Regions from separate parts of the Homo sapiens genome. Here region 2 is linked to region 1. The links are chromatin contacts, found by Hi-C or POLR2A ChIA-PET in ENCODE. All regions are on one chromosome and are shown on one strand. The core of a region is the stretch at or near the end of the contact, and the rest is flanking DNA. Distances in the headings are between cores, read along the strand shown. Region 1 overlaps ZNF423 (zinc finger protein 423). Region 2 has its middle 18 kb from the start of LINC02179.

Region 1 (5,522 bases), core at 2,548-5,047:
GGAGGGTAGGCAGCTACCACCAGGGGCTGGGGTGGGGCAGCAGTGGGTGGGGGTGGGGGGGCAGGGAGTAATTGCTTGGACAGAATATTCCCAGTGCCCAGCTTCGAGTTGAATTAACTTCCAAGAAAATATCTAATATCCCTCCCCTTTCCCTTGGAGAAGCAACAACTAGTTGAATCCATCCATCTGTGTCTCTCCCACCCTCTGCATCCTGGGGAACATGGAGGAATCTAAAAAAGAATTTGCCAAAATCAAGGTGGAGCATGAACCTCCCAGGTATGCTTGGGAGCAGAGGAAGCGGGGAAAATAATGTTTTTGTTTCCCTGAAACACACACACCCTCTCAGTCCCAACCAAAACCAGATGAATATTTTAACACTAGCGCATTTTGTTCAAGCCAGGAGTACACTGCATTCCTGGCAAGGCCAGAGAATGACCTGAAAACCTGAATATTTCAGGGAACAAAAGGTCCTTGGGTCTACCTCCGTCCAGGGTTATTTGATGACTGGTTTGGAGGGGTTTCGGGAGTGTGGGAGGAAGTGGGCAGGGTTTCTGCTGGTCCCCCTCCCTTCCAGGCTGCCTACTGTGGGAGCCCATGCCCTGCTCCGTGGCACCAGGCAGCCGTGTGGAGCCACAAGGTCCCAGCTCCCAGCCATGCACCAGGCAGAAAGGAAGAGGTGGGAGAGAGAAGGAGAGGGCGAGAGGCGAGGGGGCTGGGAAATAGAGAAACAAACTCTGTTTTCTGCTCATCTGTGGCGGGAGGCTCCCGCGGCCCACAAGCTCTCGGAGTGAAGCAATTTCAGACAGGGATGAGTGTCTGTTTTTCCCTGGAGCAGAGGCTAAAAAACCCCAAAGCCCTCGGTTTCTCTTCCCTTAATATCCTGTTTTAGAAAGTGCAGTTGTGAGAAGGTGAAGGAAATGAAGAAGACCCTTAGCAAATGGAAGCAGTCCTTCCCCCGCTGGAGCCAGGGGGCTGGGATGCCTTGTTCCAGCTGCTATGGATAGGCTGGACAGAGGCCACCTCTGGGATTGGGAGAGGGAGCTTGTTGCTGAAGGGGGTCCCTGGCAGGTGGCCATTTGCAGACAAGGATTCAGATTCCCGTCCTGTCTTGGGGGATGTTTACTGGGACTGGTGCCATTTGTGTGGCTTCAAAAGCCTTGGACAATGGCATGCCCAGCTCCCTGCCCAGAGAAATGAGGATCTTGGAATACTGTGGCTCTAGGCTCTGTTGATCCTGCCTTTCTTCCAAATGCAGGTGCTGGACATTCACCCCCTGCCGCCTTCTTCCACCTGCCCACAGTGTGTGCCTGCCATGTGTCTAGGTCAAGCAGGCACTGGCCTTTACTGCAATGTGAGTGCAGAGTTTCAGAGGCAGCCTGGTCCAGGGTGGCTGGGAGCCGGGTCTCTATCGCTGGCAAATAGGAACTACAGAGGCTGTTATGTCCTGGAGAGGCCTCTTGCACCTGCATGGTGGAAGGAGGACAGAAGCTGCTTCTACAGTGGAGGTCTCCCTCTTGTGCCATCAGTGGGGCGTGGGGAAATCCTTCTCTCCATGAGTGAGGAGGGTCGGCACTGCCTGTGGCTGCCAACAAGGTTTCCTGCAGGCCTTAAGTCACCTCCTGGCCTTGCTCTCCTCCTGCACTTACCTGCTGCAAGTTGAGCGGCTGCTGGACTGCCTGCCTTACCTTCCAAGTCTTGCACCACATTTCCCTTCTCTTTTGACCCTGCTTGGAGGGATGTCCCAGCCCTCCTTTTCTCTGTTTGTGGAGATGCTGGCTCCTGGCTGGTCGCTGGGCCTTGCTGGACATGGGGCCCTGGCGTCTGTCTGGGTGTGAGCCTCAGTTCTGCACTCTGCTCTCTGGGCAACTAGGCAAGTCATGTAACCTCACTGTGCCTGCTTTCTCCTCAGTAAAACGGTGATGATAACGGTACCCTCTCCTTATGTGCTAGTGAGAATTACATAAGCTAAGTATGTAGAGTGCATAGATCAGTGTTGACATGGAGTAGCAATGAGTACATAAATGTTTGACATTATTATGGCTGTGGTGGTTGATTTCTTTTCCTACAACTCTTTCCCATTCTTGGAGACTTGGCTCACAGCACCGCTCCTGCAGGGACCCCACCCCCCCACGCCAGCTGGCCTGACCCCAGGTCTTCCATTGTCTGCCCTGGGTGGTTGGACACCCAACCTTACTGCCTCATTGTCTGCCCGGGTTGTCTTTAATGTTGTCACATCCATTTGGCACATCTCAGTTATTTCCAGATTCTTTTGAGAACAGGGACTTGCCTGTCTTCTCATCTGTGCCCTCTGTTTCTGGCCCCCAAATTCTGGATTTGGTAAATGTTTAGTAATCACTTGCTTCATTGAATAGTATTAAACTACATTTTTAAAAAGGTAAAGGCCTTTCACTTCAAAGACTACATATAATAAAGAATATATGCGCATCTATTCCTTATCATACAGTATCTGCTCTGGGCTAGACCCTGGGAATCACACCCAGTGCCAATGGAAAAAATTCAGCTCAGAGAAGAAAACTAATTTGCCCAAGGTCACAGCAACTGGAAAGTCAAAGGTAGGACTTGAATTCAGGGCTCTGAACTCTACTGGGGCAGACTGTGTGGGCAGCAGAGAGTTGGGCTCTGGGGGTTTTCCAACAGGACCAGTTTTCTGATGGGTAGGGGCCAATTTGCTAAGGGTTGGCCTTGAGCTACGGACTGCAGTGGCCTGAGTCTACAAGTCTGTGAAAGAGTGCCTGCCTCCAGGTAGTGTCCACGAGTGGCATGGTGGCCTCCGTTTTTATTGGTAGTGAATGTAGTTGCATTGGGGCTAACACTCAATAGACTTGACTCTGTCAAGGTTCAGGGCACCTGGCAGTGCCCAGCCCAGCTACTGCTCTTGCCTGCACCCCTGCCTCTGCCCCTGCCCCCACCACGAGTTCACCTGGCACCATGAGCTCCCTTGGACAGCAGCTGGCCAGGCACCCCAGTCAGCTGCCTGAGCACAGGGACCACAGCCACGGTTGCTGTTCCCAGTGTTCCCAGTGTCTATCTTGGTATACAGTAAGTGGTCAATGCGGGCAGCAGGAAATATGATGAGGGCCAAAGGGATTTGTCTGGTTCTGGCAATTTCCTCCAGAGAGCAAAGGAAACTTCTGGTTCCATGTCTGGGTATGGAGTTTGAGAAACGGGATGAACAGGGTAAGATGAGAACACTGACCTTTGAAATAGCCCTGCCCCTCTGTCTCTCCCAGGAGTCAGGAGCACTATCTGGGGTGATCAGGAGAGAGCCAGGGGAGAAAAAGGACCCCACCCTAAGACAGAGTTTGGCCTTTGCTTCTCCCAGCCTGCACTCAGTCTCTGATCTAACCACCCTGGAGGGCAGCCCGTGCCTCCTTCAGGCTCCTCCAAGTGTGGGCCAGTGACCTACACCATCTGCAGTGTCTCAGAGTGTGCGAGAAGTACCAAAGGCCAGGCCTCACCTGGTCCTGCCAAACAAGAATCCGTGTTTTTAAAAGAGCTCCAGGTGATTTGCATGCTCAGTCAAGTTTGAGAAGGGCTGGCTTGGAAGTCGGGACACCCAGGGCAAATGCTGCCGGAGGTAGCACGGTGCCCTCCAGCCTGGCCTCTGTCGAAGCCCCACCCACTGCTAGCCATACAGCTTGGGGATGTGGCCTGTCCTGGTTTCATTTCCTCCTAGGCACAGTCGGGCCTATCTCCCTGTGCTGCTGAACGAGGACTGGGGCAGCCACTCCTAACACATGCTCTGCACTTAGCTCACAGCCCGGGTGTTGTGAATGCTGGCCGGATGTGATGTTAGAGGCCTGAAGAACCTAGAGAGTGAAGGGGCTGCGGCAAGTAGGAGGGGAAACTGCTGATCTGAGAAGCTAGTTTTGCGTTGGGCTTGTTTAGTGGAGCTTAAATTAGGAGCTAAATACCCGCCAGGACTCCCCGTGGAATTATTACATGAAATGGCAGGGAGACGGGGAGCCAGAGTTAATGCTGGTGATAGCAGTTTTTTTTAAATCTAAAAAAAATGTGTTGAAAGCAAGTGAAACCCCTGGTGATCGCAAATGAATTGCCTAAGTTCTCTTAGCATATCCACTTTCCTGAGTGATGCCTGGGTTCGCGTGAATGAGCCACTTTCTTCTCATTACGAAGGTGCAGTGTGGCTCCTGCAATGACTCCTGGTTCCGGCTGGCAGTCTGGTATGGGCCCGACCCCTCGATCCGCCTGTGGAAGCTGCATCCTTGGTGGTGGCAGGAGGGGCTCCATGGGCAGGGCCGGGCATCTGGGCCTTCTAGCAGTTTAAATGCCTCCGATTAGCAAGTCGGGTGGGAAGAGGTGCTAAAAAGAATCCTTCCCACCTCCTCCGCTGGCATGTTTTGAAGGGAGTTCAGTTATGAGACTATTAAAATGTTATTTTGATAATTAAGCCCACAGCTGTTCTGAGGGCAGCAGGGGCAGGCAGCACACAGGCAGCAGAAGGCCTGGTGCTCTCCCAGGCTCCAGGAGAGAGGGAAAGCAGGAGGGAGCAGGGCAGGGCGAGGTGGGATGCACGACCTGGAGTGCAGCTGGCTGTAGGCGGAGAGTGCCCCTGTCATTGGGTTCAAGGATGCCTTTGAATGACAGGAGGCAACAGTGGCTCCAGCAGGCTTCCAGTCTTAGGTATGGCAAGCTGTCCCCCACATGGGGATACCTACTAGGTTTCACCAAGACTCTCAGAGCAGGGGTCACTAGATCAGTGGTTCTCCAAGTAGAGTCCAAGGACCAGCAGCATCAGCATCAGCAGCAGCATCACCTGAGAGCTTGCTAGAAATGCAAATTCCCAGCCCCACATACAACTGCTGAATCAGAAACTCTGGGTGAGGACTGGCAATCAGTGTTTTGTCTTTTTAGAGACAGGATCTTGCTCTGTCACTGGAGTGCTGTGGTGCTATCATAGCTCACTGCAGCCTCAAACTCCTGGCTCAAGTGATCCTCGTGCCTCAGCTTCCTGATTAGCTGGGACCACAGGCATGTACCACCATGCATGGCTAATTTTTAAAATTTTGTGTAGACAGCGGGTCCCACTATGTGGCCCAGGCTGGTCTTGAACTCCTGACCTCAAGCAGTCCTCCCGCCTCAGCCTCCCAAAGAGCTGGGATTACAGGTGTGAACCATTGCACCCAGCCTGTAATCTTTGTTTTAAAAGACTCTCCAGCTGATTCTGATTCACTAAAGTTTGAGAACCACTTTCCTTAAAGATCACCTGGCAAATGGGGCTCAGCCGTGCAGTGATTCCTTAGAGATTGGTACGGCTTGCTGTGAGGTATGGATGAAGGCGTGGGGATGATCAGCAGGCTCACCACATGTACGCATCCCTGATCTAGTCCTATTCCTTCATTGAACTGGATAGCAAAGAGAAGCCCAGAGAGGGGAAGGGGCTTGTCTAAGGTCATTCAGCACATCAGAGCAAAACTGGAATTGGTAATCAGCTGGGTCTCTTGATTCCAGATCTTTCTGTTGGACTATCTTTCTGAATG
Region 2 (4,811 bases), core at 1,101-3,600, 91 kb after region 1:
CACCAAATAAAGTACAGTTTGCCATGCATGCCCCTGGCTGTCCTTTCCCTCCATGCCTTTGCTCATGGTGCTTCCTCTTGCTGGAATGCCCTTCCCTTCTCCCGCTCCCTCACCCCAGGTTAACTCCTACTTTTAGACCCAGCTCAGCTGTCTAATTCTTGGGGCCAAGACTTGGGTGAGATCAGTGAAGCACTCCCCTGGGAGCAAAACTTAAGTGGGTGCCAAAAAGCTAAGTAATCCAAATAAACAATATTTTCATGTAATATTTTTAAAATCACATTGGCAGGCTGTAGCCTGCAGGCTGGCAGCCCATTTTTGAAAATAAAGTTTTACTGGAAGCAGGGCTGGGATTGGGATTTGGCAGGTGAGGCGGGATGGCACAAATGTAGCATCAGATTCTGTCTTTACTTAACACTTTGCCATTTTTTTCCATCATTTTTTACATTAATTTTTATTTTCAGAAACATGAAAGTATTACTCTGGCTTTTTGTTTGTTTGTTTGTTTTGTATTCACTTAAATTTTGGTCCCAAAGGAAGTGCCTCATTCATCTCACCCTAGTCTTGGCCCAGTTTATTCTTCAGGCCACTTTGACCCCCGCAGCTAAGTAAAATGCTCTCATAATAAGAACGCTGATACTACCTGGTGTGTAAGTCCATCCCTGGGCATGCACAGTACTGCCTTTTATACCTATTTGTCTGTGGGACTGTCTGTCAGTCAGGACAGGCTAGGATATGGCACATTAACAAAAGGACCCAAATTCTCATGGTTTAACACAACAAAGATTTCTTTCTGACTCATATTCCATAGCCATCTTGGATACCCAGGGGGCTTCCTTAACACATCAAGGTCACTCAGAAGTTAGGATCAGGGAGCAGCCACCCCCTTAAATATGGTCAGCAACCAAGCAGAGAGAGAGAGAGAGAACTGGCAGTTCAGTGCTCTTGCCTGGGACTTACACAAATACAGAGCTCTTAGACTCACAATGCATTGGCCAGCAATTGTCACATGGCCCCATTCTATCACAGGGCCAGGAAGTGCAATCCTGCCCTGTGCCTGGAAGAAGTGAGAATCAGCAAGGCTTGGAACACTGCACTAATGACTACCCAAGCTGTCCCCACCTTCCACCCACCTGTCTCTGACTATCTTTGAGGGCAGAGCCTGACTCTTAGTAAATGCCCTTATATCCAGCACCCTACATAGGATCTGGAGCAGATAAGATATTTACTAAATGAATGCAGATATTGCGTATGAAAGTGAATCCATGACAATTTAAAAGGTCTAGGGGAAGATAAGCATGTATATGAAGACAACTTGTAGCCTAAGCTCTGCGGACTATGATACCTGGATTCAGACCTCAGCTCTATCACTTACTAGCGGTGTGACCTCAAATAAAGCCCTTAACTTCTCTGAGCCTCAGTGTTTTCATTGGTAAATGGGAAAAATAAAAAATAATACTTATCTCACAAAGTTGTGAAATTAAAATAAGAATGACGGTGACGTTTAATAACATTATTGGTGCCTGGTATTCTCCTAGGCACCGTGTATTAACTCCCCTAATCCACACAATAACTAACGTTATCACGTGGGTACTGTTATCTCTTTTTTACAACTGAGGAAACTAAGGCAAAGAGATGCTAACTTGCCCAATGCTCAGATTCTAATGCTGGCAGTCCGGTTCCAAAGCCCTGTTCCCAGCCCCAAGAAGCCCTTGAGCAGAGCACATAAGAAATGGCTAGCTCCAGGCCGGGCACAGTGGCCCATGCCTGTAATCCCAGCACTTTGGGAGGTCTAGATGGGGGGATCACTTGAGGCCAGGAGTCGGAGACCAGTGCGGACAACATAGCGAGACCCTGTCTCTACAAATAATAATAATAATAATAAAAATCAGCCATGCGTGGTGCCCTGCCTGTAATCCCAGCTACTTGGGAGACTGAGGCAGAGTATCACTCGAGCCCAGGAGTTCCAGGCTGTAGTGAGTTGTGACTGAACCACTGCACTCCAGCCTGGATGACACAGCGAAGCCCTGTCTCGAAAGAAGAAAGAAAGAAAGAGAAAGAGAAGGAAGGAAGGAGGGAAGGAAGGAAGGGAGGGAAGGAGGGAGGGAGGGAAGGGAGGGAGGGAAGGAGAGAAGGAGAGAAGTGGTTAGCTCCTGATACTCTCATCACTGGGGTTGGTTCCAGGTGATAGTCCACTGGGGTCAGCCTCTACTTGGACTGCTCCTAGCTGGGCGGATCCTTGACCTGCCTGAGCCGGGACAGCGCCGGGGCGGCCCCAGCCTGGGGTTGGTGCGCGGCCGGCCCGCCCCTTCCCTCCCCTGAGCCCTGATTGGCCCGCATCGGGCCGGCCCCACCCACCTGGGGGCCGCGGGCTGAGTGCGCTGCGAGCGGCTTGGTGTTACCTTATTTGTGGAGTTATTAATTACTGAAGGGCGCAAACCGTGCTTCTATGCATAAAAATATGTTTGAGCAGTTTCTACTTAAACTTTAAAGAGAACGTTAATCAATTTTATTTTAACAAAATGACCTTAAGCAGGGGAAAAAAAAATTGGTGTTATTTGCCCAAACAGGCAAATTAATTTCTCTCTCTTGAGAAATCTGAGAAGTTTCCAGAAATAGCTATGCATAATTTACACCTGCCCTGGCCGCTTCTAGTTTCACGCCAAGCCCAGTCACGGGCCCCACACCGCTCCAGCCCCAGCAAGAACTGCAAACGAGGGTCCCTGCAAAAGTCCTGCCACCCAGAAGCCGACTCATTTTACGACCTTGGGAAGAGGATAAGAGGGGAAGGGGCCGTGTCGTATCTGAAAGCCCAGCCCAGCTTGGGTCAAGGTCACTGGCGGAAGAGGGGCGCCTGCCCAGTTCTTTGGCCTGGCATTTTCGGGAGGCCTAGAGACAGTTCCCAGCGAAGGACCATCCTCCAGCCTGCCGGCTGGGTCCTGAAGCATGTGGCCTGCGGCCCCCTGCTTTGCCCTCCCCTCCACCAGCCCCTACCCTTGGGGGTTTCCGGGATGTCAGAGTCTCCAGAACATTCTGCAGCGTCCGTGTGGTCTTCCAAACTCCTGCCCCTCTGGCTCTCCACACCTCTGGTGCTTCCCATCCAATTGGGCGGTCCCTTACCCATGCAGTCGCCTTGAGAGTGGGGTTTACAGTCAGGGCACTGGGGCTGCTGGAACTGTGGTCAGTTTCCAGTTGGGCCTTTCAGTAGCATTGTGACTTCTGCCTGGCCACTGGACCTCCCTGGACTTGGGTTTCTCTCCCTGCACTTCTGAGGGATGACATGACCATTGATTCAAAACAGACAACCCCAGAAATACTGAGAGAGAATTTCAGAGCCACCGATGGTAACCCCTGCATCACCCGAGCAAGCACGGACCAGGGCCTTGCTGTGTGTTTCTCATGCAGAGCCACGGGCGCTGGGCTGGGCATCCATGCTCTTCTCTGTCATCATTTCCCCCTGTGACTCTGGGCAAGCCCCTTTCCTACTCAGGGCCTCGGTTTCCTCGTCTGTGAAATGAGTGTTTAATCACAGCTGTCTGAGATGATCTTAGCTTTAGAGCTTTCTGTGCGAATGAGGCTTCCTTGGGAGGCCTGGATCTGCGATGGGGCTCATGGGTGGCTTCTGAATCTGTAACTGGGGAGAAGGATGTCTGCACCCTGAACTGTGGAGGGGATATGAGGATGTGCTGCACTTGGCAACACTTTGTGGCACACTGAGCACCCGAAGGACAGTTTTATTAGCTGATGGCTTTTAAAGTCTCATAGAAAACAGAAAAGAAAATCAGCTCTGAGAATACAACGAGGACATTACCCTGGCCCTACTGTCTTCTTAACGAAGTAAGAGCTCTGATCGGCCTCCTTGAAGGAGAACTGCCTGCCCTGACAGCCTGAGGACTCCTGGCTGGGTTCCCAGGTGCCCCCTGGCCACCCTGTCTCCAGGCACCGTGGGTTTGCCTTGCCTCCTGACATCTCTGTCTATAATTACATTTCTCCTCTCCTGGGCCCAAACAGATCCTACAGCTCCTTCGGGGTTCAGCTCAAGAGCCACCACCTTCAGGCAACCCCCTGCCCTCCCGCGATTTCCCCTCAGGTGCTTCCTGGGTTTGTTCTTGCTCCTAAATCTTCACAGCACCCAGCACAGTGCAAGGTACACCGTGCTGCTCTGCTAATTTCTGAGTCCTGGCACTCCCAGACACTTATTCCTCATGATCTTTGTCCTTGTTTGACAGTGAGGGAAGCTGGGGTCACCTCTACCAGCTAGAGGGTGGTAAAGTTGAGATGGGAAAGCAGGTGATGTGTCTGTTAAGGCTGGGCTCCTATGTTCTGTGCTACTCTGGACTGAGCAGCCAGGAAAACCATGTGGATGTTGATATTTAAAACAAAGTTAAATAATAAAAGAAAAAAGTGTAAACTGCTTAGAAGGATATAAAATAAAAAATCACTAAAAACCAACTGTCCCTCTTACACTCTTCCCAGTCTCTTTCTGTCCAAAGATAGTCTGTGCACATACATACATTTCCATATAGTTCTTTCCTTTTTTTCATAAAATCTATGTTATTCTGTGAATTACTCTATGATTTTTCATTCTCTTATAAATATTCCATTTCTTTTCATGTGAGCACTCACAGATCTTGCTCTTTTTGAGGAGTTTTTCAATTATGAATCCAACTTCCTTAATAGTATAAGTTATATGTAAGGCTACTTAAACTTAAAATATGATCTATGTCATATTGGGTAAGTTGTGGTAATTTGTTTTCCAAGAAATTGGGTAATATAATCTAATTTGTCAAATGTATGCATGTAGAGTTGTTCAT

What was found. Hi-C counts contacts between places; a loop is a spot of excess contacts on that map. ChIA-PET counts read pairs that join two places held with the same protein, here RNA polymerase II (POLR2A). Pooled maps may share reads with other maps.
Region 2: a pooled map shows a loop between it and region 1 (2.0-fold over the local background). The contact joins two enhancer-like sites. A Hi-C loop is called at or near these places in 3 of 168 maps with a recorded cell type or tissue (GM12878, right cardiac atrium and vagina) and 3 of 50 pooled maps. POLR2A ChIA-PET finds 5 or more read pairs at or near these places in 1 of 52 experiments (activated CD4-positive, alpha-beta T cell).

The regions. Positions count from the first base shown.
Region 1 is chr16:49,573,751-49,579,272 of GRCh38, reverse strand. The region is part of intron 5 of ZNF423 (zinc finger protein 423); the gene reads left to right. Among named protein-coding and RNA genes, the nearest start is that of LINC02179, 110 kb to the right of the region's middle. Within about 2 kb of position 3,797, at least 9 of the 41 ENCODE cell types and tissues checked have a DNase peak (open chromatin) inside an H3K27ac peak, as active enhancers do.
Region 2 is chr16:49,482,075-49,486,885 of GRCh38, reverse strand. No RefSeq gene overlaps it. Among named protein-coding and RNA genes, the nearest start is that of LINC02179, 18 kb to the right of the region's middle. RefSeq lists a silencer at 2,201-2,380. Within about 2 kb of position 2,350, at least 8 of the 41 ENCODE cell types and tissues checked have a DNase peak (open chromatin) inside an H3K27ac peak, as active enhancers do.